Linked DNA regions of Homo sapiens: region 2 is linked to region 1. The links are chromatin loops, found by intact Hi-C in ENCODE. Cell type or tissue: CD14-positive monocyte. All regions are shown on one strand. Each heading gives the region's core, and the rest is flanking DNA. Links, peaks and the distances in the headings are about the cores only. Region 1 overlaps DIP2B (disco interacting protein 2 homolog B). Region 2 overlaps DIP2B (disco interacting protein 2 homolog B).

Region 1 (15,494 bases), core at 2,389-10,388:
TGTGGACTTTTGATGCAGTATCACAGAAGAATAACCACAGTTATCTGATAAGACTATTAAAATGCTGTACTCCTGACTCTTCCAACTACATAGCTGCATGAGGCCAGATTTTTTTTTTTAATTTTACTTTAATTTCTGGGATACATGTGAGGACAGATTTTCTTTATCATAACAGATTAATGAAAAGACATTTATAAGAATCCAGACACTAAAGAGATTCACAGAAAGGTAAAACTGCTTTTCTACCTATTATTTTTTGTTTTAGAAAATATAGTTATTTCTCATATAAAAGTGTATTATATATAAATATAATAAATTTATTATTGTTATTTAGGATAAATATTTTAACATTTCAGTTTTACTTTTTTTTATTTTTTTTATTTTTTAGACGGAGTCTCGCTCTGTTGCCCAGGTTGGAGTGCAGTGGCACCATTTCAGCTCACTGCAAGCTCCACCTTCTGGGTTCACACCATTCTCCTGCCTCAGCTTCCCGAGTGGCTGGGACTACAGGGGCCCGCCACCACGCCTGGCTAAATTTTTTTTGTATTTTTAGTAGAGGCAGGGTTTCACTGTGTTAGCCCGGATGGTCTCGATCTCCTGACCTCGTGATCCGCCCGCCTCGGCCTCCCAAAGTGCTGAGATTACAGGCATGAGCCATGGCGCCTGGCCCTCAGCTTTACTTTCTAATATGGGGTCAACAGGGATACATATAACTTACCTAAACAAAAGCTCTTTGAGCCTCAATAATTTAAGAGTGTAAAGTTGGAAAACCATGATCACAGATAAAGAACAAGAAGTTAAAAATTTAAAGTCTTGACTGGGCATGGTGGCTCACGCCTGTAGTCAGGAGTTCGAGACCAGCCTGGCCAACATGGTGAAAGCCCCCTCTACTAAAAATACAAAAATTAGGCGTGGTAATCCCAGCTACTCAGGAGGCTGAGGCAGGAGAATCACTTGAACCTAGGAGGCGGATGTTACACTGAGCCGAGATTGTGCCACTGCACTCCAGCCTGGGCAACGAGACCGAAACTCCGTATCAAAAAAAAATAATAATAACAAGGGATGTTTGCAGGGAGAGAATTAATAGGACTCGACCTAGAAAAGATGCAGCCTAACTTTTTCTGTAAAGGGTCAGACCGGCTGGGCGCGGTAGCTCACGCCTGTAATCCCAGCACTTTGAGAGGCCGAGGCGGGCAGATCATGAGGTCAAGAGATCGAGACCATCCTGGCTAACATGGTGAAACCCTGTCTCTACTAAAAAAAATACAAAAAATTAGCCAGGCGTGGTGACGGGCGCCTGTAGTCCCAGCTACTAGGGAGGCTGAGGCAGGAGAATGGCATGAACCTGGGAGGTGGAGTTTGCAGTGAGCCGAGATCGCGCCACTGCACTCCAGCCTGGGCGACAGAGCGAGACTTGGTCTAAAAAAGAAAAAAAAGGTGGGGGGCGGTCAGACCGTAAATATGTACTTAGGCTTTGCAGACCACATGTGGTCTCTTTCACAGATATATTTGTTTGTTTTAAACAAGCATTTAAAAATGTAAAAAAAAAAAATGCTGGGTGCAGTGGCTCACATCTGTAATCCCAGCACTTTGGGAGGCCAAGGTGGGCAGATCACCTGAGGTCAGGAGTTCAAGACCAGCCTGACCAACATGGAGAAACCGTCTCTACTAAAAATACAAAATTAGCCAGGCATGGTGGCACGTGCCTGTAATCCTAGCTACTCAGGAGGCTGAGGCAGGTAAATCACTTGAACCCAGGAGGCGGAGGTTGTAGTAAGCCGAGATCACGCCACTGCACTCCAGCCTGGGCAACAAGAGCAAAACTCCGTCTCAAAAAAAAAAAAGTGAAAAAAAATATCAGGGCCAGGCACGGTGGCTCACACTTGTAATTCCAGCTCTTTGGGAGGCCAAGCCAGGCAGATCATCTAAGGTCAGGAGTTTGAGACCAGCCTGGCCAACATGGCAAAACCCTGTCTCTACTAAAAATATAGAAATTAGCTGGGTGTGGTGGTGTGTGCCTATAATCCCAGCTACCCAGGAGGCTGAGGCAGGAGAATCACTGGAACCTGGTGGGCAGAGGCTGCAGTGAGGTGAGATTGCACCACTGCACTCCAGCCTGGGCGACAAAGCAAGACTCCATCTCAAAAAAAAATATTGGCTGCCAGGTCCCTGGCTGGATTTGACCCAGTAGACACAGTTTGCTGACCCCTGACCTAGGAGATAAACAATAAAGGAGGGCCTGGTTGGGCACAGGCACCTGTAATCCCAGCACTTTGGGAGGCTGAGGCAGATCACTTGAGCCCAGGAATTCAAGACTAGCCTGGGCGAAAACAGCAAAACTCTGTCTCTATAAGAAATTAGCCAGGCCTAGTGGCATGTGCCTGTAGTCTCAGCTGCTGGGGACTGGAGTTTGGGAGCTGAGGTGGGAGGATGGCTTGAGCCTGGGAAGTCAAGGCTGCAGTGAGCCATGATCACGTCACTGCACTCCAGCCTGGGTGACAGAGCGAGACCCTGTCTCAAAAAAAAACAAAACAAAACAAAAAAAAACAAGCCTGTGGTGACCCCCAGCTTTCCCTTTCTAGCTTAAACTAATGAAAAGGCTGTGGTATCACAAAATAAAAGGCAAGGGTTTCTGAGTTGTTGTTGTGGGGGTGGCTAGAAGAGAGTTTAGTTTTAGACAGCCCAGATGGAACTGCTAAATAGAGAGCTGGATACAAATATGGAGCTCAGAACAGAGGTCAGGGTTGGAGACAGAGATCTGGTAACCACCAAGATATGAAAGAGTTAAAACTGTGTCCAAGGGGAGAATGTCGAAAGAAAAGAAAGTTAGCTATAATCATGCAAAACACCAGAGAGGGAGGTAAACAAAAGGAGTCTGTGAAGAAAACTAAAAATGAAAGAGATGTAGGCATATTTTAAAATGTTAAAGGACAACAGAAAACTAAGTTGTGGACCTTGACTTATTGCCCAGAAATAATACTAAATCACAGATGTTTCAGAAAGGCAAAGAGGACTGCCTAAGGACAAATTCCCATCGTTCCGATAAACAAACCTTGGCTGCAATTTCCAAGAGGCCAATTGTTACAAGGTCTCTTCCCTAAAACAAAGGTTTGCTCATTGGCCTAGTCAGGCTACTTCTCCTACCCTGGCACCAACCCATTCTTCATAAAAGCCATGCATGGAAGAGGGAACGAAGTACCAGATGGGAACATTCATTCCTCACTTCTGAGGGTTCCTTGCATGAATCGAGGTCCACCAGTTGTAACATCTTTAGCATGTCTTTGCCACTTAGATCATTCTATCCTGGAGAGGGAAGCAACTGACTGACTGGTAAATTTGGGATAAATAGTCTGTTCATGCTCTTCTTCCTCATACGCATAAGCTGTCTGCTGAAGCTGCGTTGAGTGGAGGGTCTGCATACTGCATATGACCTCTCCAATCCAGCACCACTGTGCCCACGGGGTAGGTCTGAATAATGATGGAATTCACTTAGCAAACCAATTTGGCTCTAACCTTAAGCTGCTTCCTTTACCATCACCTTTATCAGTAATAAAAGCAATATTATGGCCCTCATCTGCTAATAGTTTGGTTTTTTGCCATTTATCCAGAACCCGTGTGGAGAAGAGAGGTGCTATTTATTGGCCTTTCTAAATCATAAAATCAGGTTTAACTAAACAACAATCTAATTTTAGATTAATCTAATTATCTATTGTAATCTTAATAAGATAATTCAAGATTTTTTTTAAAGGTTACATTAGTTTCCTGTCTTACTTTTATATGAAAGTTTCTTATCTATTTTGATGGAGAAAGTATTGTCCTTCACATTTGTTTGTAAAATGAAACAGGCAAGACCAACCAACAATAAAGACACAATTGTGACTACAGTTAATTCTGAATGTTCCATTCACTTTCAGATTGCAAGATTTTGGAAAAGATTTCTAAGAACCCTTAATATCATCAAACATAGTCAAGGAAATTATCTTAAATATACTTATCTTGAAATGCCCTCCAAATACTTAAATATGATTCATAAATATTTATCTCTGGTCACTTTTAAAAAGCCTAAGACAAATTATTTGAATAAATGAATTTAGTGATTTCATGCAAAATACTTCCACAACAGCATACATCACACTGTGACATTTTTAGTCTGAAGAAGGGAAAATACACATTCTGCAAAGGGAAGAAATGTAAACAAAATTGGACTAACCATTTTTAAAGACTGCCTCCTGTCTGGGTTCTGTCTGTTTGAACTATGCCAATCATGGGATTCCATTAGAAAAATAAAATTGCCCTGAAACAGTACCTCAAGTGATTAGTGCTACAATGGGCTTTTCTACAAATCATTCCAGACACTGTCCAGGGCTCAGGGCACAGCTCCTCTACTGTTTCCAACATCTATTGCACATTTTAAAAGATAAGGTTATAAGACTGGGTTGTAATAAACACACTGAATGGGTCTGTATCTACACTGAGTTGTAGGTGGCTACAGACCAGGGTAGGCCAGGAAGAAACAGAATTTGGAATGGCAAGGCAGGTGGAACAAGGAGAGCAGCATGCGCTACTAAACTGTAAGCAACTTGATCGATACTCAATCTTATTTGTCTCTTTACAACCTGAAGCACCAGCACAGAGCTTTACACAGTAGGTGTTCAAGCAGTTATTTGTTTAATGGAACTGACTGTTATGGCTGATGAAGCCAGAACTCTGGCTTCTGGATACGTGGCTGTATTTGGGGATTTTATGGTATTTACCTCTTCTGGATTATGACCTGATAGTCTGTGGTAGATTTAAGGGGATGCCTAAAAAGGATACTTAACCATTTAGTTCAGCTGGAATGGAAACACAGAACACCCTCTGCGGCTTTATTTCTTAGAGCTCACGTGCAGAATGGCACATGCCTGATCAGTTTCTGAGTGCCAAGAGTGTTCTCTGTTTTAACAGCACACTCTAGCCAAGATGCTGACACTGGGCATATTCTCCAACTTTCACCTGTCTCCTAGAGCTGCTCAGATCTGATTTAATACTGTCCATGGCGAGTCACAGCTTGAGAGGGGCTGGATCATAATGCTCCATGAAAAGCATCTACTGAAGTAAATGTTAATTTATGGAAGGAGGCACTGAGACACCAAAATGTTTTCTGTTATTCTAAATTCTGTCAGCACAAAGGAGAACCTGTAACCAACATTTTAAGGAAACTAATTTTATAGACTTTTCAGCTTACAGAATTGATAAATTAGAGCTCTAATTTTCATTATCTGGGATATGGCAAAGGTGGAGAATGGAAGAGAAGAGATTCAGAAACAGTCAATGTAGTAACCTGGAAGGCCCTTCAACAAAACTGAGCCTGTGTTTTGTTCATTTTCTTATCCCTCAAAGCATCTAGCAGGAGCCTTTTGCCAAAGGCATTCAGTAAATGTTTTCTGAATCAAGTTGTTGCGAAAGCATTCTCAGCACACACCAATCCAGCATGCCATAAGTTTAGCAACCCTTAACTCTCTCCCTAGCAAATGCTTTCAGTTCCCCTTATTGTGAAATATTTTTCTTCTAGGAAATATATTTTAACTTCACAATATATAAATGAGAAATGCCAGAATCTCCTACAAGATGTAATTTTAAAAGGGAGGAGGGCATGTACTCAACAAAGTTTGAGGAAACTGTGGTCTTAGTCTGGGGATAATATTTTTATATCAACACATAATAGACATTTTAGCTTTAAAGAGAAATGGAACACACATGAGGATAAAGTAAAACCCCCAAATTTGTGATTTTTTTAAAGTTGTGCTTCATTTTTACAAAATGAATGAAGACAAATATAAATATTTTACGTTAAAAAGCAAAGAACAACCTAAGCAAAGCAATATAACTGGAGCTGTGTTGTAACAAACTCTAAAGAGAAGGCTTCGGCAATGCTGTCACACAGCTGCATCCATAAATGTCTTTTCCTAAAGGAATAGTTAAACTAAAAGTTGAACTGGAAAGACAGATGCATCTTTTAAATAAACTTCCAGGCCTGGCTGTATGTTAAAGTTACACAAATAATTAAAATGCCTAGGTCTCAGGCTGGGCGCGGTGGCTCACGCCTGTAATTCCCACATTTTGGGAGGCCGAGGCAGGAGGATCACGAGGTCAAGAGATCGAGATCGAGACCATCCTGGCTAACATGGTGAAACCCTGTCTCTACTAAAAATACAAAAAATTAGCCAGGCGTGGTGGCACACGCCTGTAGTCCCAGTTACTTGGGAGGCTGAGACAGAAGAATCACTTGAACCCAGGAGGCGGAGGGTGCAGTGAGCCAAGATCACGCCATTGCACTCCAGCCTAGGTGACAGAGTGAGACTCCGTCTCAAAAAAAAAAAAAAAAAAAAAACGCCTAGGTTTCAAAGGTCACAGATAATTCGATTCCCATCTACCTATAGCCAAAGCCTTTCAAAAGGCTGCCAATAGGCGGGGTGTGGTGGCTCACGCCTGTAATCCCAGCACTTTGGGAGGCCAAGGCAGGGTGGATCACCTGAGGTCAGAGGTTCGAGACCAGCCTGGCCTTCATGGCATAACCCCATCTCTACTAAAAATATAAATTTTAGCTAGGCATGGTGGCGCACACCCGTAGTCCCAGCTACTCGGGAGGCTGAGGCAGGAGAATCTCTTGAACCCAGGAGGTGGAGGTTGCAGTGAACCGAGATCGTGCCACAGCACTCTAGCCTGGGTGACAGAGTAAGACTCCATCTCCAAAAAAAAAAAAAAAAAAGAGGCTGCCAATAATAACATATTCTCTTTGAGACCTTCCCTACTACCCCATCCTTCCCCAACCCCTCCACTACATTGCGATGGCATTTTCTTTTCATACCTCTATTATCACTTACCTCAATATACAATCATATTTTAATTTCATTGTTATTACAAATTGGTTCTTGATTAGACTATAAGCTCCTTGTGGACAACAGCTGGGTCATAGTAATTTTGCTACATTTAATATCTGCTAAATAAACAGTCAATAAAAGTTTTGTTGAAAAAATGAAGCCAAAATTTCTGAGAGAATAAAACCAAAACTTCTGAAAACCTTGTTTCACAAACTTAAATCTAGTCACTCAAAAGAAGGCTTCAAGTAACCTGAAGTATTGTAAAAAAAATTATTTGTTTATGCATCATATATCCATATATTTAATGCCTATATCTTTATTTTATTGTTTGTTGTTGTTTTCTTTGTTGGGGGACCGAGTTTCACTCTTGTTGCCCAGCCCATCGCAGTGGCGCGATCTCGGCTCATTGTAACTTCTGCCTCCCGGATTCAAGTGATTCTCTCGCCTCAGCCTTCCAAGTAGCTGGGATTACAGGCATGTGCCACCACACCTGGCTAATTTTGCATTTTTAATAGAGACAGGGTTTTACCATGTTGGTCAGGCTGGTCTTGAACTCCTGACCGCAAGTGATCCGCCTGCCTCAGCCTCCCAAAGTGCTGAGATTACAGGTATGGGCCACTGCGCCCAGCCATTTACTGCCTGTATCTTTATACACCAAAATGTCAGCAACTGGCTCATGTAGAACAATGTTCGCACTTAGTAGGTGCTCAAATATTTACTGATCCAATTAATATCGCTAGAACACTCTGGGTATTCAAATATACATATATACACACATACATATATAGAATATACATACTATACACTACAGAATGTAAAAGACAAATCCCCAAGAGATCTAGATATCAAGATTTCAAGATATCAAGATTTTAAATCGGATATCTAAAGGAAAAATCGGAGAACTTCTTCATTTTAAATCAGGGCACGGAAAATGTTCCAGAGTTGATTTTCAGAAGTGATAAAGCAATCATGACACAGCAAAACCCAGTCAAACAAGTGAATCTCTCATAAAGGAATCAGAGCACTTCATTCACTGAAGAGACAAGTTTCTACAACCAAACTGCAAAAGATTTCTGAGTTTAACAACTTGCAACAGATGTCAACACAGAAGTTCAGCTGTTACATCTTGGAAGTTAGATGGGTTTTAGACTTATTAGTTTTACAATAAATATAAAAATGATTAAAACTAAAATATTTTAAAAGACCAGCATGTATCTGATCTCTATGTATCTCTTAAAAATTATAAAAATAATTGCAAAAGCAAAATCTGTAGAGAGGTCAATATTTACCTGATATTTATATAATAACTCTTAAGATAATCATTATAGTTTATTTAAAGGTGCAGTATAGTTTAGTAAAACACAGCAGAATCTCAAGCCACAATTGGTAAAATACTGAGAAGTCAAAAGAAAACAGTCTGGTGGCCATCAGTAAGGCTAAACCATCTCTAACTGCACCTACAAAGGAGTTAAGAGTGCCAGCCATCCCTTAGAGCCTCCCTGCCAACTCACTGGAATTAACTGTGACAAGGCAGCAGGCCAAAGGAAGGAGCCCAACGAACAATTCAGGATGGTGGAATTAACATGCACATTCCCTTCCACCTGCAAATGTTTGGTAGGCTAAAAAGATATTACCAGCCACATAACACGCCCCTGGGTTTTCAGTAACAAAAAGTAATTTAATATGTCACAGTGATATGTTTGGTCTAGAGAAAGGTGCATGCTCTCAAATCTCCCCATAAGATTGAACACATTGATGGATAACAGCTAAATGCTCTCCCCAAACTGAGAGGCAATTCCACAGAAAACACATACTGAGGACCAGATAGTTCTCTGCTTCCACAAATCCATGCCATTAACTAGTTTCTCTATTATCTGATACTTTATGTGCCCTGAAATTAACAAATTATATTCTATCAAAACAAATTCCCATGCATTAAAAAGAGCTGTGGTGAAAAAAAAAAAAAAGACAAAAGAAATTCCACTGGAAAAGCAGAGATTGTGATTAGGAAAAAAAAATTCACCATGCAAATCTGGAACTATTTCAAATTAGTTGAGAGGGGAGGGAAGCACGACTAGGGAAGAGAATTCTTACGGACAAAAAAAAAAATGATGAATAAAGCACTTGAAAACAAAGCTTATCAGTACTTTATTCTAATTTGGAAGAAGCAGGATATGTCCTCTGACATCATTTATACAAAGCTTGGTTCCTGCAACTTTTTTGGAATAATAATTTTTTATCAAAATTTTATGGTTTTAAAAAATGATGCAAAGACTTCTGGTGTCAGCCAAGGAGTAAGCTCCCCTCAGCCTCTCTCCTTCCCAGATTACAACACTCTCAACTAAATAAAATAAGCCACTAGCTGAGGAAGAAGAAGAGTAAATAAACAGCAGGCAAATAGAAGAGGTAAGTCAAAACTGAAAGCTTACAATTCCACTGAGTTTCCTGCCTATTTTCTTTTTTACTCCTTCACCTCCTGGCTTAGACCCAAGGATGGGCCTGGTCCTGGTGGCCCAATTTACAAAACAGCACAGGGAACACACACACTAAAAATGCTGACAGAAATTCCCGTATACTGCTCAGAGGGCTGAAAGAGCCAGGCAAGCCAAAAAGTACAGGCTAAATACCCTTTTCTTCTTTTTTTACCTTTGTTTTCCTCCGCTGGCCCTATCTTGAGGTCTGGACCAGTCACAGGACTATGCTGGGAAAAGAAGCCCCTAGGAGCCCAAGAATGAGGAGATATACCAAACAGGAGAAAGCTGGAAAAGGGGATCCCCAATTCTACATAATAACAAACATGCATCTCAGGCTGACCTCCAAGCTTGCATATGTACAGTAGTTCCAAAGAAGGACAGCAAAAGCTTTGAGAACTGAGCTATAAGACACTCCCAAGTCCCAGACCTGATTAGTGCTTAGGCAGGGTCAGTCAAACAGCAGAGCAAACACTGAGAACTGAACTGACACTGGAATCTACAGAAGGTGAGAACAAACTCGAGATCTGAACTTAACCAAGTTGACTCCATGCTTAAAAAAACAAACAACTCAACATTCTCCAGAGGATTGTAATAGGACCCAAAGTCTCACAATGTAATATTCAATATGAACCACACATAATCCAAAATTACTCAACATACAAAGGACCAAGAAAATATGACCAATTCTTGGGAGAAAGACAATCAACAGATACCCAAACGGAAATTAAACAGATAATAGAATTATCAAAGAATTTTAGGCCGGGCACGATGGCTCATGCCTGTAGTCCCAGCACTTTGGGAAGCCAAGGCGGGCAGATCATCTGAGGTCAGGAGTTCGAGACCAGCCTGGCCAACACTGCGAAACCCCATCTCTACTAAAACTACAAAAATTAGCCAAGCATGGTGGCGGGCGCCTGTAATCCCAGCTACTTGGGAGGCTGAAGCAGGAGAATTGCTTGAACCCGGGTGGTAAAGGTTGCAGTAAGCCAAGATGGCGCCACTGCACTCCAGCTTGCGTGACAGAGCAAGACTCCATCTCAAAATAAAAAAAAAGATTTTTAAAGCGGTTATTATAGCCATGCTCCATGAGGTAAAGGTAAACACTCTGAAAGACAGATGTTTTCAGCAGAGAAATAGAAACTATGAAAAAGCTATAAATGGATGATGTACAGTTCTGTAGTTTGTGGCAGTAGTTACATGAAGCTACACATGTGCTAAAATAGCAGAAAACTATACACACACACATGCAGGTATACATGGAAAAATCTCAATAAAATCTGTGGATTGCACCAATGTCAATTTCTTTGTATTAATAATGTACTACAGTTATGCAAGATGTTAACACTGGGAGAGGCTGGGAAAAGGGTTCATGGGATCTTTCTGTACATATCTTTGCAACTTCCTATAAATCTGTAATTATTTCAAAATAAAAGTGTTTTTTAAAGAACCAAATGGAAATTTTACAACAGAAAAGTGTGTCAAATAAAAAGATCACAATACAAGCTAAATCGAATAATTGTGATAGCAAAAAACAAACAAAAAAAAAGTCAGTGCACATACAGATCAATAGAATGATTCAATTTCTTTCTTTCTTTTTTTTTTTTTTTTTTTTTGAGACGGAGTCTCGCTCTGTCACCCAGGCTGGAGTGCAGTGGCGCGATCTCGGCTCACTGCAAGCTCCGCCTCCGGGGTTCACACCATTCTCCTGCCTCAGCCTCCCGAGTAGCTGGGACTACAGGCGCCCGCCACCACGCCTGGCTAATTTTTTGTATTTTGTTTAGTAGAGACGGGGTTTCACCGTGTTAGCCAGGATGGTCTCGATCTCCTGACCTTGTGATCTGCCCATCTCAGCCTCCCAAAGTGCTGGGATTATAGGTGTGAGCCACTGCGCCCAGCCATATGATTCAATTTCAAGAACAGAAAAAGAAATCAAAAAATCTAACAGAGCCTCAGAGACCTGTGAGACACTATCAAAAGACCTAACATTCATGTCACTGGAACCACAGAAGGAAAGAAGAAAACAAATTATTGGTATAGAAAGAGTAATTGAAAAAATAATGGCTGCAAACTTCCAAATTTATTGGAAAACATAAATTCACAGATTGAAGGAGAATCTCAAACAAAAAAAGACACATTATATGTAATGAAACCAGAATTAAAATAAATGGGCTTTCTTGTCAGAAATCACGGAAGCCAAAAGACAGTGCAAACAATATTTTTTAAATGCCAAGAGAAAAGTACTATTGGCTGGGCATGGTGGCTCAAGCCTGTAATCTCAGCAGTCTGGGAAGCCAAGGAAGGCAGACTCCTTGAGCCCAGGAGTTTAAGGCCAGCCTGGGCAACATGGCAAAATTCCAACTTTACAAAAAAACAAATTAGCTGGGCATGGTGGCATGCACCTGTAGTCTCAGCTACTCAGGAAGCTGAGGTGGAAGGATCACTTGAGTTCAGGAGGTTGAGGCTGCAATGAGCCATAATCATGCCACTGCACTCCAGCCTGAGTGACAGAGCAAGACCCTGTCTCAGAAAAAAAGAAAAGAAAAAGTACTGTCGATTCAGAATTCTAAATTCAGTGAAGATTTTTCTGTAAAACTAAAATTTTTCTAAAATAAAAATTTCACTGTTTAAAAAAAAAAGATGAAATGGATAAATTTCGAGACATATAAAATGCCCAAATAGGCACACACACAAAAACTGTGAACTACTTAGATTAAGCAGTTAACAGGACCCCAAAGGGGTAAATCAATTTTGAAAATGACTTTCATTTTTCCATTCAAATTTTAGAATGTTTGCCAAATTCCTTGAGAAAATAGATGAAATTTAATTGGGACTACATTGACTTTTTAAGATTAATTTGAGGGTGAAATGATGCCTTTTTAATTGATGTATCCTACTAGATGTGAAGACACAACACAAAGCAGAGTAATAAAAACAGCTGGCATTGACGTAACAAACATAACTACAGTTATCTATATCCAATAAAACAGACCAGAGCTCTTAGAATGCCATGGAAATATGGGAACATGATATATAAGAGTAGTGGCACAGATCACAAGGTCAAGAGATCGAGACCATCCTAGCTAACACAGTGAAACCCCGTCTCTACTAAAAATACAAAACAATTAGCCGGGCGTGGTGGCGGGCGCCTGTAGTCCCAGCTACTCAGGAGGCTGAGGCAGGAGAATGGCATGAACCCAGGAGGTGGAGCTTGGAGTAAGCCGAGATCGCACCACTGCACTCTAGCCTGGGCAACAGAGTGACCCATCTCAAAAAAAAAAATAGTGGCACCAGCTGGCATGGTGGCTCATGCCTGCAATCCCAGCACTTTGGGAGGCTGAGGCAGGCAGATCATTTGAGCCCAGGAGTTCAAGACAAGCCTGACCAACATGACGAGATCTCATCTCCACAAAAAAATAAAAGCAGGTGTGGCAGTGCATGCCTTTAGTCCCAGCTACTCAGGGGGCTGAGCTGGGAGGATCACTTGAGTCGGGAGGTCAAGGCTATAGTGAGCTGTGAGTGCACCACTGCACTCCAGCCTGGGTGAAAGAATAAGCTCTGTCTCCAAAAAAAAAATAGTGGCACCACAAACTAGTTCATGTGGTTAGGAAAATGGCCTCAATACGTGCAGAAAAATAAAACTGGATTACTATTCTATGTCATATATAATGATGGACTCAGGTGGAAGATCTCATGGGAAATGCTGACTTATGAAATACATAATTAAAAATGCAGAATATCTTCATATTTCCAGAAGACCATAAAGTAAAAGATTATGGACTTCCTATATCAAAATTAAGCCCTACTCAGCAAAAGGTACCAATGACAAAATTAACATACTATGACAGATGAAGAAAAGGCAAATACCAGGCTAATATTCTAAACTCTACAAAAACACTCTGTAAATCAAACAGGAAAAGACAGAAACTCTAATTAAAGAAGTGGGCCAGGGATATGAACAGGTAATTCACAGAGGGGGCGTTCATATGGTCTTAATGGTATATAAAGAAACGCTGCCATTCAGTAACTGGAGAATACAAATTAAAACAACATTAAGATACCACTTTACCCCATCAGATAGACAACAATTAGAAAGCTGGATAAACAGCTTTCTGTTTCCTATTTCTGAAGAAATAGGAAATGTTGCACAATCTGAAAAAGTGCCCAAATTTGGCAGTGCTTAATCAAATTAAGTACAGCAATCTACTCTTATGCATACATTGAAAGAAATTCTCCCACCATAACAGAACAAGCACAACAATGTTCATCCCATCGTCTGCAGCAGTGGGAAGTTGAAAATAATCTGGTGTCCATCACCGAAAGAACAAATCATTTAAGGAAAGGCAGATGGTGGTTAGATTAGAAACAAAGAACTAGGTATATACACAGCAACACAGTCCCTAAATAGTACCAAGAGAATACAGTACCATTTAGGTAAGTTTAACAAATCACACACACACACACACGCAAGAACCCAGCACTACATATTTACAAAACTGCATACAAATATAGGGATACTTACCAAATACATTACAACAGTTTAACTATGGGGAAATAGGAACAGAAGTGGAAAGTGGAGGTAAAAAAGAAATTAATTAATCTGAAGAGCTAAGAGAGAGGACTTGCACAGACCAATGCTGATGCTATGTTATGAAATGTGATGTCATTAGCTCAATCCTTACCACCTGAGGACTAAAAAAATAAATCCAGCAAATATCCTGCTAAAATTTCAAGAATGAAGGATCAAAGAAGTTAAGGTACACAGAATGAGCTTTTAAAAAAAAAAAAATTAGGCTGGGCAAGGTGGCTTATGCCTGTAAACCCAACACTTTGGGAGGGAAAGGTGGCAGGCTTGCTTGAGCCTAGGAGTTTGAGAGCAGCCTGGGCAATATAGTGACACCCCATACCCATAAAAAGTTTAAAAATTAGCCAGGTATGGTGGCCCACACCAGTAGTCCCAGCTACTTGGGAGGCTTAGGCAAGAGAAGAGGATCACTTAAGCCCAGGAGTTGGAGGCTAGAGCGAGCTATAATCACACTGCCTCACTCAGCCTGAGCAATAGAGCAAGATACTGCCTTTAAAAAAAAAAAAAAAAAAAAAAGGCCAGGTGCAGTGGCTCATACCTGTAATCCCAGCACTTTGGGAGGCCAAGGCAGGCAGATTGCTTGAGTCCATGAGTTCAAGACCAGCCTGGGCAATATGGCAAAATCCAGCCTCTACAAAAAATACAAAAATTAGCCAGGACTGGTGGCATGCACCTATAGATCTAGCCACTCAGGAGGCTGAGGTGGAAGAATCGTTTGAGCCCAGGCGGGGCAGACTGCAGTGAGCCAAGATCACGTCACTGCACTCCAGCCTGGGCAACAGAGAGAGACCATATCTCAGAAGAAGAAAAGAAACAAAGTGGAAGAAAATACATCTCAACAAAACTTAAGCATATGTTGGAAATAGATAACCAGCAGCTCCCAAATGACTCAAACAAATGAAAACTGATGAACAGGTCTTCTGTTGGTTCCATGAGTAAGTCAAGCTGTGGTTAATAATCTTCAAACTTTTAGCAATCGTTCTACACTAATTTTATTAGAGTATTATAGGTTTTTTGTGGCAGCTAAGCCAACTGAGATATTGGTTTTAAAAGGTAGCTAGAATATATTTAGTGGTACGTAAGAGTTAAAATTATTCTTTTGGCACTGACACAGCTAAATTATTTGCCTTATAGTATTGTATTACAATCAATCAGTCTCTCTCCCTCACACACAAACACACATCACAGCCACAAAGTCATATGTACTGTATTTAGGTGATAATTTAGTCTGACCATAAAAAAGCCTGAGAATTTTTTTTTTTTTTTCTGAGTCAGGGTCACTCTGTCACCCAGTCTGGAGTGCAGTGGCATGATCTCAGCTCACTGCAGCCTCGACAACTTCCCCAGGCTCAGATGATCCTCCCATCTCAGCCTCTCCAGTAGCTGAGACCACAGGAGCACATCACCATGCCTGGCTAACTTTTTTATTTTTTGTAGAGAGGGGTTTTGCATGTTGCCCAGGCTGGTCTCGAACTCCTGGGCTCAAGCAATCCACTGCCCTCGGTTTCCCAAAGTGCTAGGAATGCAGGCATGAGCCACCGTGCCCGACTAGAATTTTTTTTTTTTAAAGAAAATTAA
Region 2 (15,494 bases), core at 3,379-11,378, 47 kb after region 1:
CCAACCCTGTCCCTAAACCCTACTAAAACAGCTTAGGCAAAGGTCACCACCAATGACCTCTGCTTGTAATCTCAATTGCATTTTCTCAGTCCTAGTCTCAAACTCTATGCAACAAGAGACACTTAATACTCCTTGTTGTTTTGCTCTTCTCCCTCTGGTCACTCATACCCCTCTGACCTCTTTTCCAGGTTCTTTTTTTCAGCTTCCCCCTTAAATGGTGGTGCTTTCCAGTTCTGTGTTTAGCCTCTGCTCACTCAATATGCTCTCCTTGGCTGGGTGCAGCGGCTCACACCTATAATCCCAGCACTCTGGGAGGCCGAGGTGGGCGGATCACAAGGTCAGGAGATCGAGACCATCCTGGCTAACATGGTGAAACCCCATCTCTACTAAAAATACAAAAAAAAATTAGCCAGGCGTGGTGACAGGCATCTGTAGTCCCAGCTACTCGGGAGGCTGAGGCAGGAGAATGGCGTGAACCCAGAAGTCAGAACTTGTAGTGAGCTGAGATTGCGCCACCGCACTCCAGCCTGGGCGACAGAGCGAGACTCCATCTCAACATATATAATATGCTCTCCTTGGACAATCTCAATCATGCCCACTGCTTCCACTATCAGCGATACATGCTAAGGAATACTGAATGTATATCTTCAGGACAGGCCTTTCTACAGAACTCCAAATCCACACACCCAACTGCTGCTACAGATCTCCATTTGCATGTCCCCAAAACCTCTCAAATTCAGTAAAACTGAATTTTCTCTCCCCCTACACCCTAAACTGTTCTTCTGCCTCTATTCCCTGTTTTAGGAAATGGTGCCATCTTTCTCTCAAGATGCCTAAGGAAGAAACTTACCAGTCCGCCTTTCTCCTATCACACCTACAAATCTCTGTGCACACCTCCTCCTCCTCCATACTAGTCTCGTAAATTCTCCCTGCTTAAATACTTCTTTTCATTCCCTCTTCCCTAATCCTACTGCAGAGACAGCTCATTTCAGTAGCCTCCTGTAAGTCTTCCTGCCCTGTCTTACCTGCTCTTATTTAAGGCTATTTTGCACTTTTTCTATGTAAATAGTATCACTTGGTTGTGTGACACAGCAACCTGAAACTATTCTCCTCTAAGGCGATCTCCAACAAACACAGATGTCATCCACTCCTGCTTACAATACTTCAGTGGCTTCCCATGAATGCTCTTCCCAAAGATGCTATATGATGCTCTTTCCCCTGAAGAAAGTGATGGAGGAGGCAGGGCACAGTGGCTCACGCCTGTAATCCCAGCACTTTGGGAGGCTGAGGCGGGCAGATCATGAGGTCAGGAGATTGAGACCATCCTGGCTAACACAGTGAAACCCCGTCTCTACTAAAAATACAAAAACAAAATTAGCCAGGCGTGATGGCGGGTGCCTGTAGTCCCAGCTCCTCGGGAGGCTGAAGCGGGAGAATGGCATGAACCCAGGAGGCGGAGCTTGCAGTGAGCCGAGATCGCGCCACCGCACTCCAGCCTGGGCGACAGAGAGAGACCCTGTCTCAAAAAAAATGAAAGTGATGGAGGAATGGAAGGCCCAGAAGAGGCACAGCCTGAAGAAGCCAGCCACTAGAGAACAATGCATTATTTTTTAATGTTAAAATTTATGTTTGATCTTAATTTTCAATTCATGCTTTACTATAGCAATAATTTCCCGTGAAATTCAATTTAATGGATATTCTAAGAAGGCACGCTATGTTTACCCTGTAGCTTTTTTTCTTTTTTCTTTTTTCTTTTTTTGAGACAGAGGCTCGCTCTGTCACCCAGGCTGGAGTACAATGGCATGATCTCGGCTCACTGCAATCTCTGCCTCCCGGGGTCAAGCGAGTCTCCTGCCTTGGCCACCTGAGTAGTTGGGATTACAGGCACACGCCACCACACCCGGCTACTTTTTGGATTGTAGCTCTGAGTACCCCTGGAACATCAATACAAATCCCCATTGGGAAGCAAAGACCTACAGGATAAAATGTAAGATTCTATGGGTGTGGCCACAAGGCACAACCCACCCCTGCCATGCTGTCAGCCCTAACCACTGTCCTGGCTCACTGGACTTACATTCCATGTTCTAGCAGTGACTAAATCATCACAGTTCCTCAAACACGCTTCAATGATTGACAAATCTAAAGCAGCCTCCTCCCCTCATCTGTCAGCCCACCAAACTCCTTTGGTCCATTGGACAGTCCTTCCCAGAATACTACATGTACACTAATGCCCTGCACCTAAGCACCTTCAAGTACTTGAACATGTCTCCCTTATGACATTTATTATGCAATAAAGATACTGTTTACAGTTTTTGTTTGTTTGTTTGAGACAGGGTCTTACTCTGTCGTACAGGCAAGAGTTGCAATGGTGCCATCACAGCTCCCGGAGCCTCCATCTCCCTGAGTTCAGGTATCTTCCCACCTCAGCCTCCTGAGTAACTGGGACTATTTTGGGACTACAGGCGCATGCCACCACACCTGACTAGTTGTTTACAGTATCCTATCTTCCCCCAAAATAACTATAAGAAAGTACTGCCATGTCCTGCCCCTCCTAACCACAGTAAAACTCACTAAAAGTTGTTTTGTTTTGTTTTTGAAACTTACCCATTTCCTCCAAATCACTCCTTAACCCATTATAATCTCTGGCTTCTGATCCTCACACCACAGCATTAAAACCACTCTCACCAAGTTCATAATCACAAATCATTTTGTGGCTAAACCTAACAAATCCACCTTAATGCTTAACCATTCTTTTGTTTGCAGCAATATTTGATCATTCTCTCTTGTCTTCCTGGCCCCCAACTCTCCTGACATCCCTTCTCTAGATTTCTTGCTAAACCTCCAGCCATGTCTTTGCAGTCGCCTCTGCAAGCTTTCTTTTCCTCTGTCCATGTTAGCATTTCTTAGGATTCTATCAGAAATACTCTTCTCTGTTCACTCTAAGCCCTCTTTCCTGGGTGAACTCATCTATTCTCATGGCTTAAACTATCATCCTGCTTTAGATAAAGCTGGAAAACACATTTGGGTCCATATGCCCAGTTTAGATACTCTGTTCACTAATCACAACTTCTGCATGGATGGACGTTTGGAAATATAAAATAGCACAGCAGCATAATAGACTTATACTGCTTCCTGTGTGCCAGACACTATACTAATCACTATACTTTTCCTTTTTTTTTTTTGGAAAGCAGGTCTCATTATGTTGCCCAGGCTGGTCTTGAACTCCTGGCCTTAAGAAATCCTGCCGCCTCAGCCTCCCAAAGTATACTTTTATATAGTAACTGATTCAGTGCTCACATCAATCCTACAACGTAGATACTATTATCATCTTCATTTTATGGATGAGGACACTGAGACACTAAATCTGACTACCAAAAAAAAAAAAAAGAAGGGTCAGGCACAGTGGCTCACGTCTATAATCCCAACACTTTGGAAGGCTGAGGTGGGCAGATTGCTTGAGTCCAAGAGTTCAAGACCAGCCTGGACAACATGGTGAAAGTCCATCTCCACAAAAAATTTAAACCTAGCTGGGCATGGTGGTGCATGCTTGTAGTCTCAGCTACCTGGGAGGCTAAGGCAGATGGATCACCTGAGCCTGGGAGGTCAAGGCTGCAGTGAGCCGTGATTACACTACTGTACTCCAGCCTGGGTGACAGACTAAGACTCTGTCTCCAAAAAAAAAAAAAACAGAAGGAATTTCCATCTCTAATGAAAAGCACTTTTTTCCACAACTGAAATTGTAAGAAAAAGAAGATAAATCAAATTCAGGATTCTGAACAAATACACTTCTGACAATGGTGATTTTCTGTTAATTAACATTTTAATCATTTTAATCATGTTTTAACACTTAATAATTATTTTAATCATGTTTCTTCCAATTTGTACTGAAAAAGGATAATCTTTTCTTTAAGATGTGGTCTTGCTCTTTCGCCCAGCCTAGAGTGTAGTGGCACGATCATAGTTCACTGCAGCCTCAACTCCAAAGCAGATGAGACTACAGGTGCACATCACCATAACCACCTAGGGACAGAGTCTCACTATCTTGAACTCCTGGCCTCAAGCAATCCTCCCGCCTCGGCCTCCCAAAGTGCTGTCGGCCAAGGATAATCTTAGTTATTAAGATGTTTCACAAGTTTTATCTCTCAGCCATAAAGACAAACCTGAAGTTCACAATATAATAAGTAAATAAGATTTTTGTTATTTTCCTATGTGCAAAATTACAATTAATTTAGTGTTTGAACAGTACCTTAGATATAGGTAGTCAAAGAGACCTGAGATAACGTGGGTAGGACCTAAGAGACAAATACTCTGTGTGTACAGTTGGACATGTTATGCACAGCCCATGAACGTCCTTGGTAGTTGGCCACACTGTTTGCATAAACTAGAATAAACTGACCAAAGGTCTGACTTGGTTCAACAAAACCAATATTTGCCATATGGCTAATTATTTCACTTCCATGGTTTTCCAACATTTTGCCAAAGATGGAATGTAGCCAAGAAAAGACGTTGAAAAACCAGGCATGTGAAATATTCAGTTTTTTTCCAACCAGGACCCATTAAACCAAAACAAAACTGATTTTGGTTTTATTACAATGTCTGGTCTACAGAAAAACCCACCTAATTAACTTATGCTTTAGATCAGATCCTACGGATATTACATTTGGTTAAGACAGAGGAAAAAAGGCCGGGTGCAGTGGCTCACGCCTGTAATCCCAGCACTTTGGGGGACCGGGGTAGTCGTATTACCTGAGGCCAGGAGTTTGGGACCAACCTGGCCAACATGGTGAAACCCTGTCTCTACTAAAAATACAAAAAGTAGCCAAGCGTGGTGGCACAGGCCTGTAATCTCAGCTACTGGTGAGGCTGAGGCAGGAAATCGCTTGAACCCGGGAGGCAGAGGTTGCAGTGAGCCGAGATCGCGCCATTGCACTCCAGCCTGGGCAACAAGAGTGAAACTCTGTCTCAAAAAAAAAAAAAAAAAAAAAAAAAAAGGCAGAGGAAAAAGAGAATCAATGCATGTGCAAAGTACACAAAAAAATGAGAAGTGTCTGCCTCCTGTTCAGGGAGCACAGTGGCGTGGCTCCAGCTCTCACCCAAGCACTGTCCCAGGCTTGGAGCTGTGTATTCTGAAAGTATTTGCATAATAAATACCAAATGAATTGGATAAGCAAAGTAGTCAGGCAGACTGAAGAAACGGAAAGTTGTCACATATCACCCAACTGTAAAAGTCAAGTGTAAAAATCAGAGGGTATATAGTGAGGAAAATAAGGGAAAAACAAACAAGCAAACATTAAAAACCAAATGCCAGGAAACACATAGGCCCCTGAGGGGCAGCTCTCACCAGCTTCCACAGGGGTCCCCATCCTTCCTGGCAGAGACCCTGGGGACAGAGCCTACACTTCTTTACTCTTTAAAGCTGCCACCATCTAAAGAATTCCATTGGAATCTTCTCCCTGCAAAGTCCATTTGTTCACTGAACAAGTGTCTATTGAGTCTTCTATTCTAGGCACTAGAGAGACAGCAGGGAACAAGACAGTAAAATCTCTGCACTCAAAAAACAAACATTTTACTGAGGAAGAATCCAATCATATTAATATATGAACAAGATCATTTCAAATGTTGGTATTAATTAGAAAATTTTAAACAGGAAAAAAAGAAAGTAAAAGAGAGTGGTGAGATGAAGAATGATGGGAGGGGTTGCTAATTTAACCTTGGAGGTTCTCTAAGGAGGTTAACTTTGAACTGAGACTAAGTTGGAGCAGAACATTCTAGGAAGAAGAAAAGCAAGGAACAAGACATAGAGGTGGCCAGGCATGGTGGTTCACACCTGCAACCCCGGCACTTTGGGAGGCCAAGGTGGGAGGATGGCTTGAGCCCAGGAGTTCAAGACAAGTCTGGGCAACAGAGTGAGATCCTGTAGCTACAAAATATAAAAAAATTAGCAAGGTGTGATAGTGCAAACCTATAGTCTCAGCTACTAGGGAGGCTGAGGTGGGAGGATCTCTTGAGCCTGGGAGGTCAAGGCTGCAGTGAGCTCCATGTACACCACTGCACTCCAGCCTGGATGAGAGAGTGAGACTCTGTCTCAAAAAAAAAAAAAAAAAGGGGACCTAGAGGCAGCAACATGCATCACGGTTGAGTTCAAGGAAGAAAAGAAATGCCTATTTTGTTCAAAGTATCATCTCATGATGACCACCCTCTTTTAAATTGTGCCCAATAACCCTCTACCGGTATTCTCTGTATTTTTTTTTTTTTTTTTTGAGATGGAGTCTCGCTCTGTCGCCCAGGCTGGAGTGCAGTGGCCCGCTTTCGGCTCACTGCAAGCTCCGCCTCCCGGGTTCACGCCATTCTCCTGCCTCAGCCTTCCAAGTAGCTGGGACTACAGGCGCCCAACACCACACCCAGCTAATTTTTTTGTATTTTTAGTAGAGATGGGGTTTCACCATGTTAGCCAGGATGGTCTCAATCTCCTGACCTCGTGATCTGCCCGCCTCGGCCTCCCAAAGTGCTGGGATTACAGGTGTGAGCCACCGTGCCCAGCCTTCTCTGTCCCTCTTGATGCTTTTTCTCCATTGAAATTTTTACCAAATGGCCAGGCACAGAGGCTCACACCTGTAATCCCAACACTCTGCAGGGCACCAAGGCAAGAGGATTGCTCGAGCCCAAGAATTTGAGACTAGCCTGGGAAACATGGCAAGACCCTGTATCTACAAAAAATAAAAATTAGGCGGGCATGGTGGCACAGGCCTGGAGTCCTAGCTACTCAGCAGGCTGAGGGGGAGGATCTCTTGAGCCCAGGAAGAGGAAGCTGCAGTTGAGCCATGATCACACCACTACACTCCAACCTGTCTCAAAAAAAATAACAATAAATTTTTACCATCTAACAAGCAATACATATTACTTGTTATTCTCTGTCTACAGCTACAGATGTAAGCCCCCTAAGGGGAGGGGTGTTTGTCATGTTAATCACTGCTGTATCACCTGCACCTATGTGGCACATAGTAGGCACTCAATAAACACCAGATAAATTAAAAAAAGGAAGAGGGAAGCGGGAGGATGGAGGGAGGCAGGGAGACAGGTGGAGAGGAGAGGGAAGAATAGGGAAGGAGAGAAGGGAGGAAGGAAAAGAGAAAGAAGAGTCAGCCAATGTGGCTGAAGCACAATGGGTGAGGGGAAAAGATGAGGGGTCAGGGCGGTGTAGGTCTTGCAGGCCATGGAAACGTATCTGAATTATATTTTAAAGACAAACTGAATTCATGGAAGAGCTATAAAGCGGGGAAGTAATATGACCTAATTTGCAGTTTAAAAAGCTCTCTACCTGCTATGTGGAAAATGGGTTAGAGAGAAGAAAGCTGGGACACCACCAGGTAAGGAGCTAAAGAAGCAAGAGATGTGATGACATGGGCATGATTAACAGTGACTCGGCATGGAAAGAAGTAGATTTAGAATATATTCTCAAGGTAGTACCAAAAAGGCTCACTGATGGACTTGATACAGAGAGGTGGCCTGAAGGAGAGGAATCAAGGATGTGTTATCAATTTATGGCCTTTCAGCTCCAAATATACCCTCGCTGCTCTGTGAAAACTGAGATGGGCCCTTTAAATATTTTTCCTTTGACAGCTGCCATGATGTTAAACTTTGCCTGTCCATAGAGGGCACTGGAAAGACATTGCAGGAAGAGGCTTTTCTTTCTAGCTCCAGTGTACTCCTCCTGACAGGATAAACAGAATATCAACAAGTTCTCTATTCTGATGTCCTATGGAGTCCTAGTAAATTTATTTTAAAATATTTTATAATTTGAGGAAATTGGGAAGACAACTGAACTAAGCTAATACAACTTGTATGTTTTCACACGTAATTGTTTTCCTATATATATAAGAATTTGGGCATAGTATTCTGTCCATTCATCCTGTTTTAAAGCTAATACCATACTGCTTTGAATACAGTAACTTTAGAATCTGTTTTAATATGTGGTAAGGCCAAGTATCACCTCACTATTCCGTTTCTAAATTTTCTTGGCTATTCTATTTATTCTTCCATGTGAACACTAAGATCATTTTATCTAATTCTCCATTCCCTAAAGAATCTTCCATTGGAGTTCTAATTGGACTCCCATTAAATTTATATATATCAGTCTTCTCATTCAGGAACACAGTACAGTTGGCCCGTCCATATCTTTGGGTTCCACATCCATGGATTAAACAAACCTCTAAGTGAAAATAGGTGGAGGAAAAAAAGCCATCTGTACTGAACATGTACAGATTTTTTTTTTCCTGTCATCACTCTCTGAATTATAAAGAATAACAACTATTGACATAGTATTTTCACTGTATTAGGTACTATACAAGTATATAAGTAATCTAGAGTTGATTTAAACAAGAGGATGTGCTTACGTTACATGCAAATACCATGCCATTTTTTAGCAGACTTGAGCACCCTTGGATTTTGGTAACTGAGGGGAGTCCCGGAACCAATCCCCTACGAAGAAAGGAACAACTGTATATATTTCCATTTTTTCAGATTCTGCTTTTATATCTTTAAAGTTTTACAATTTTCTTCATACAGATCTTATGTCTTTCTTACAATATTTAAGTATTGTATAATTTTTCTCTTTTTCCCAAATATATTCCAGGAAATATTTTATAATTTTTAACACTTTTATAAATAAAATATTTTTCTCCTCACCAATGCAGTTAATTCCCATTCTTCCCCTGCCAATATCCCAGTGACATCAAATAATGCTTTTACTTACCACCTATCCACCACATTACCCTGTCCAACATCTGAGTTCTGCTGAAATCACTGGGAATGTTTCTTTCAGACGACTAGGTTTTCTCTTGCAATATGTTTCTTCTGGATTCTTACTTAGCATTTATATCACACATTCCTTGTCATTCTCAATATATACTATGTATATACAAGCAGGACCTGAAGTAACCTTATTTTACTCAATGTTATGTTATAAAGAGGCTGAAAAGAAAAACAAAAAAATCAATTCCCAGCCAGGGCCACTATCTGTGTGGCGTTTGCACGTTCTCCCCATGTCTGTGTAGGTTTTCTCCAGGTACTCTAGTTTCCCCCATACCCCAAAGATGCATCCATTAGGTGAACTGGCACATTTAATTGTCCCAGTCTAAGTGAGTGTGTGTATGTATGTGTGCGCCCTGCAATGGAAAGTCCTTTCCAGGGCTGGTTCCCGTCTTGTACCCTGAGCTGCTGGGATAGGTTCCTGCCTTCCCAGACCCTGAACTGGAATAACCAGATAAATAATTATCCTGTTGTTTTTATTAATCTTTCTTTCCATTTTTCAAAAATGTGGCCGGGTGTGGTGGCTCACACCTGTAATTCCAGCACTTTGGGAGGCCAAGGCGTGTGGATCACTTGAGGTCAGGAGCTCGAGACTAGCCTGATCAATATGGTAAAACCCCGTCTCTACCAAAAATATAAAAATTAGCTGGGTGTGGTGGCACATACCTGTAATCCCAGCTACTCAGCGGGCTGAGGCAGGGGAATCACTTGAACCCCGGACACGGAGGTTGCAGTGAGCCAAGATTGTGCCACTGCACTCCAGTCTGGGTGACAGAGCAAGACTCTATCTTAAAAAAATAATAATAAAATATACAATAATAAAATAAAAAATAAAAAATAAAATAAATTAAATAAAAAATGTTTGGGGGCTGGGCGTGGTGGCTCATGCCTGTAATCTCAACACTCTGGGAGGCCAAGGCAGGTGAATCCTTGAGCCCAGGAGTTCAAGAAGCCTGGGCAACATAGCAAAACCCTATCTCTACAAAAAATACAAAAATTAAGCCAGGCACAGTGACTCACACCTGTAATCCCAACACTTTGGGAGGCCAAGGGCGGAGGGGCGGTTGGAGTGGATCACTTGAGGTCAGGAGTTCAAGACCAGCCTGGCTAACACGGAGAAACCCCGTCTCTACTGAAAATACAAAAATTAGCTGGGCGTGATGGTGACAGGTGCCTGTAATTCTAGCTACTCAGGAGGCTGAGGCACAAGAATCACTTGAACCTGGGAGATGGAGGTTGCAGTGAGCTGAGATGGGGCCACTGCACTCTAGCCTGGCAACAGAGTGTGAGACTCCATCTCAAAAAAAAAAAAAAAAAAAAGAAAGAAACCTGAAGTCTAACTGAGAAGGTAAAAATAACATAAATGAAACAAACAGTGGCAAATTAAGAGTTAAAACTGTTGCTGAGCTGGGCACAGTGGCTCATGCCTATAATCCCAGCACTTTGGGAGGCTGAGGCGGGTGGATCACGAGGTCAAGAGTTCAAGACCAGCTTGACCAACATGGTGAAACCCCCTCTCTACTAAAAATACAAAAATTAGCAGGGTGTGGGGGTGTGCGCCTGTAATCTCAGCTACTCAGGAGGCTGAGGCAGGAGAATCGATTAAACCCGGGAGGCAGAGGTTGCAGTGACCTGACATCGCGCCACTGTACTCCAGCCTGGGCGACAGAGGGAGACTCCATCTCAAATTAAAAAAAAAAAAAAAAAAAAAAAAACTGTTGCTGAATATAACAATAGTCTAAAAATAGAAGAGATTAATATGGACTAAAGCAGTCAGCAGGTTTCATGATGAGAGGAACGTCAACCAGGCCTTGAAACAAGGGTTGGATTTTAATAGGAGAAAAAGCAGTCCTGACAGGGAAAATACTCGCTACAAATGCAGAGACAGGAATGAGCTTGCCAAGAAAGAGTGAGGAAACCCATATGATTGTAATAGAAGAGTGTCAGATACTAGTAAGAAAAAAGGTAGATAGGGAGGCTGATGGCAGAATCTAGATTCATTCACTAGCTGAACCGAAAAGCATTTTCACTAAAGAACACTGCATGCTGTCCTCATGCAGCTTACTTAGGGGAGATGAGAATATTTATGCAAATAATAATTTCCTAACTTTAAGATAATTTTAAAAATAGCTATGATATAGGGGTAACATTAGAAATCAGAGCTCAGAGAACCGACAAATGGAGAAGTTGTTTTTTTAACAGGATGTTCATTTTCTAGTACTTCTCTTGGTCTTCTTGAAGAAAAACAAGCAAAGAACTATGGAAGGAAAACTCATACCACTGCTTGTTCTACATGTTCAACTTAAAAATGAAAGTTTCTCCAAACCAGAGAGGAAGTCAAATAAATCATGAATGACTTTTTAAAATTTTAAGACAGTGTCTTTGCCTTTGTCACAGATTTACTAAACAAGAACTATCAGAAGCTTCTACCTAACAATTCCTTGCTGGGTTGATTTTTTTTAAAAGGAGATTCAGGCCGGGTACGGTGGCTCACGCCTGTAGTCCCCGCACTTTGGAAGGCCGAGGCGGGCAGATCACGAGGTCACGAGTTTGAGACCAGCCTGGCCAACACGGTGAAACCCTGTCTCCACTAAAAATACAAAAATTAGCTGAGCATGGTGGTGCACACCTGTAGTCTCAGCTACTGGGGAGGCTGAGGCAGGACAATGGCTTGAACCCAGGAGGCGGAGGCTGCAGTGAGCCGAGATCATGTCACTGCACTCCAGCCTGGGTGACAAGTAAGACATTGTCTCAAAAAAAAAAAAAAAAAAAAAGGAGATTCAATGACAAGACTGGTCAGCACTATAAAATTTATTCATATCTGAACTGAATTAAAAGCCATAAGTTCTGGCCCATGATTAACTTACAACAATATGATCTTAAATTCTTAGAAAGAAAAAGAAAAAAAAATCTTGCAGATGCTTTAATGTATGCCTAAAAGCAACAGTCCTCCAAAAATAAAGGGTATTAGAGCACTATTTCTTCACCACAAAAAAAAAAACCTCCAAGAAAAACCAATTAAAGTACATGTCATTCACAGAAGCATCTATGTTCATTTATACATTAATTTTTACATTAAACATTAAATATCCTGGGGGAAAAAAGACTAAAAACTCTTTCTGCATCACCATGTAAGTACAACCCAGAATCAATAACCCAGAAGCTCGAGGCCTGTTCACAACACAGACCTTTCAAAGATGCTAGGCTAGACCTGTGAATTTTCATTTAGGGCTGTCCCATGTAGCATCCAAAATATTATCATCCTGGGTTTCCCCTTTCAGCTTCTCATCATCTCCATCTCAATTCAAGGAAGAAAAAGTAACTTCACAACAAAAGACAAGTACATAAAATTACCTTTCACTTTATAGATGCACTTCATATTTTTCATTCTTTTAAAAAAAATAAAAGAGGCTCAGCATAGTGGCTCATGCCTGTAATCCCAACACTTTGGGAGGCCAAGGAGGGAGGATCGCTTGAGCCCAGGAGTTTAAGGCGAACCTGGGCAATACAGTGAGACCCCATCTCTAAAAAAATTTTAAGAAATAAGAAAAGAAATAAAAGTCACATCTTGCCAGTAGTTATACTGGTATGAAGGAAACCCTCCAAATATAATCTACAGAGTGTTAACCCCTTTAGTTCCTGCAAAGCATGGTAAGAAATAACAAATTACACCCCTATACCTTTTTCTCTGAGAATAAGATAGAACATTCCCATTCTTCTCCCTCCAGGGAGCCCTACCCCCCAAAAAAATAAACGCAGAAGCTGTGGCCAGATGCAGTGGTTCATGCCTGTAATCCCAGAACTTTGGGCAGCCAAGGCAGGAGGACTGCTTGAGCCCGGGAGTTCAAGACCAGCCTGGGCAGCAACAAAGTGAGACCCCTGTCTCTACAAAAAATAAAAAATTAGCCAGGCATGGTGACATGGACCTGTAATCCCAGCTACTTGGAGGATTGCTTGTGTACAGAAGTTTGAGGTTGCAGTGAGCTAAGATCATGCCACAGCACTCTAGCTTAGGGGACAGACCAAGACCTTGTCTCAAAAAAACAAACAAAAACAAACAAAAAAAGACAGAAGTTGTATCCTAAGGAAAATGAGACATACCAGTTAAGATGCAGGAGAATTCTGCTGAAACTACTTGAAACAAGATTCAGGGAGATGGAGGTCAAAATGGCTGTGTGGAAACACCACAGGGCTTAGAACCAAACAGACTTGGTTTCCAATCCCAGCACACTGTACAGAAACTGCACACCTATCTCTAGGAGTTGTTAAGATTAGAAACACATTTCAAAGACTTGCCCAAGGGCCGGGCGTTGTGGCTCACGCCTGTAATCCCAGTACTTTGGGAGGCCGGGGTGGGCGATCACTTGAGGTCAGCCTGGCCAACATGGTGAAAGTCCATCTCTACTAAAATACAAAAATTAGCCGGGCATGGTAGCGGGTGCCTGTAATCCCAGCTACTCGGGAGGCTGAAGAAGCAGAATCGCTTGAACCCAGGGGGCGGAGCTTGCAGCGAGCTGAGGTCGCACTATTGCACTCCAGCCTGGGCAATAAGAGAGAGATTCTGTCTCAAAAAAAAAAAAAAAAAAGTTGCCCAAGACCATATGTGAACCCAATTCAGCATGACTCCTAAATTCAGTGCTCCTTCCCAGTGCCATGCGTCCAGAATGCTACCTTATGGGAAATGTGTAACCACAGGTGGGAAGATACATTGTATGCAATGTTTAGGTGCTTTTTGCTACCTCAGTTCCCTCATCATCATTATGCTAATAGGAGCTATGTATTCAGCACCTACTTACTAGCCAGGCAAGGTATATGAAGTGCTAAGCACAGGACCTATTACATCATAAGCTCTCAATAACTGATGACTACTTATACAGAGATTTAACTTCTTAAAAGAGCTTAGAAAAGGAAACTGGAACGAAACAGAAGTTAACTGGAAACTCACAGGAAACTGAAACAGAAGTTAACCGGGCAAAAAAAGGGGAAGAACATACCAGAGTGGACATTTTAGAGAATGGCAATGTATACAAAAGCATACAAGTGAAAAAAAGCACAGTGCATTCATGGAAGTGCAAGTCATCTGGCATGGCTAGAGAGCAGACAACAAATATAGACAGAGCAGGAAATGAGGGTAAAAAGGCAGGCAGGTCTTGGTATACAAAGAAAGATGCTTAGAGTTTATCCTGTGACTGAGAGAAGCCAAGGAAAACTTTTAAACAGGGAAGAGAACACAATTAGGTTTGTGTTTCAGAATGATCAATCAGTGACAGGGTAGAGAAAGACCTACTGAAGGGAGAAGAGACCGAGACAGGCTGATGAGTTAGGAGACTACCTCATTAGTCTAAGCAAGAAATAAGTGCCTGAACTAACACTGGAATGATATGGAGAACAGGAAGTAGAAACAACAAGACTCAGTGATCCATTAGAATATGGATCACTGGGCAAGGTGGCTCACACCTGTAATCTCAGCACTTTGGGAGGTCAAGACGGGTGGATCACCTTAGCCCAGGAGTGAGATCAGCCTGGGAAACAATGCAAAACCCCATCTCTATTTAATTTAAAAAAAAAAATCTAATTAAAACAAATTTTTTGGTCGGGTGCGGTGGCTCACGCCTGTAATCCCAGCACTTTGGGAGGCCAAGGCAGGTGGATCACGAGGTCAGAAGATCGAGACCATCCTGGCTAACACGGTGAAACCCCATCTCTACTAAAAAAATACAAAAAAATTAGCCGGGCGTGGTGGCGGGCACCTGTAGTCCCAGCTACTCAGGAGGCTAAGGCAGGAGAATGGCGTGAACCCGGGAGGCGGATTTTGAGACAGAGTCTTGCTCTGTCGCCCAGGCTGGAGTGCAGTGGCACGATCTTGGCTCACTGTGATCCCTGCTCACTGCAACCTCCGTCTCCTGGGCTCAAGCAATTCTCCTAACTCAGCCTAGCCTCCTGAGTAGCTGGGATTACAGGCACCCGCCACCACACCCAGCTAATTTTTGCATTTTTAGTACTGATAGGGTTTCGCCATGTTGGCCAGGCTGGTCTCGAACTCCTGACCTCAGGTGATCCGCCCACCTTGGCCTCCCAAAGTGCTGGGATTATAAGCATGAGCCACCGTGTCCGGCCAAAACAAAATATTTTTAGAATATAAGGATGACTCTCAATTTTTTTGACTTTGGTAAGTTACTATGGTCTGAATGTCAGTGTCCCCCAAAAATTCCTATGTTGGAACTTAATTCCCAATGTGATAGTATTAAGAGATGGGGTCCAGGCACAGTGGCTCACAGTCATAATCTCTGCACTTTGGGAGGCCAAGGTGGGAGTATCATTCATGGCCAGGGGTTTGAGACCAGTCTGGGAAACATAACGAGACCCCATCTCTACAAAAAATAAAAAATCAGCCAGGTGTGGTGGCACACGCCTGTAATCCCAGCTACTTGGGAGGCTGAGGTGGGAGGATCGCTTAAGCCCAGGAATCCAAGGCTACTGTGAGCTATGATCTCGCCACTGCACTCCAGCCTTGGTGACGAGCAAGACTCTCTCGATATAGAGATAGAGATAGAGATAGAGATAGAGAGAGAGAGAGAGAGAGAGAGAGAGAGAGATGGTGCCTCTAGGAGGTGATTAGGTCATGAAAGAGGAGTGCTCATGAACAGGCTTAGTGCCCTTATAAAACAAGCTTGAGGGAGCCTGTT

The links. A loop is a pair of places that touch in the nucleus more often than their neighbours do. Peaks named below come from ENCODE experiments on the same cell type or tissue, not always from the same donor. Only the 100,000 strongest peaks of a DNase experiment are listed, where the experiment ranks them.
Region 2: it touches region 1 in a loop (1.9-fold over the local background); 16 of 110 quality-filtered maps call a loop at or near these places.

What each region holds. Positions count from the first base shown.
Region 1 is chr12:50,562,425-50,577,918 of GRCh38, reverse strand. All of the region lies in intron 1 of DIP2B (disco interacting protein 2 homolog B), which reads right to left. Among named protein-coding and RNA genes, the nearest start is that of DIP2B, 65 kb to the right of the region's middle. RefSeq lists an enhancer at 2,359-2,458. In CD14-positive monocyte, for the core only: no CTCF peak of the experiment used is centred there; DNase peaks (open chromatin) are centred at 5,468 and 7,828; H3K4me3 peaks cover 1,407 bases; H3K27ac peaks cover 2,163 bases.
Region 2 is chr12:50,516,124-50,531,617 of GRCh38, reverse strand. The region is part of intron 1 of DIP2B (disco interacting protein 2 homolog B); the gene reads right to left. Among named protein-coding and RNA genes, the nearest start is that of DIP2B, 19 kb to the right of the region's middle. RefSeq lists enhancers at 886-1,386, 1,387-1,887, 13,577-13,866, 13,927-14,016, 14,037-14,086. In CD14-positive monocyte, for the core only: no CTCF peak of the experiment used is centred there; no DNase peak of the experiment used is centred there; H3K4me3 peaks cover 816 bases; H3K27ac peaks cover 2,761 bases.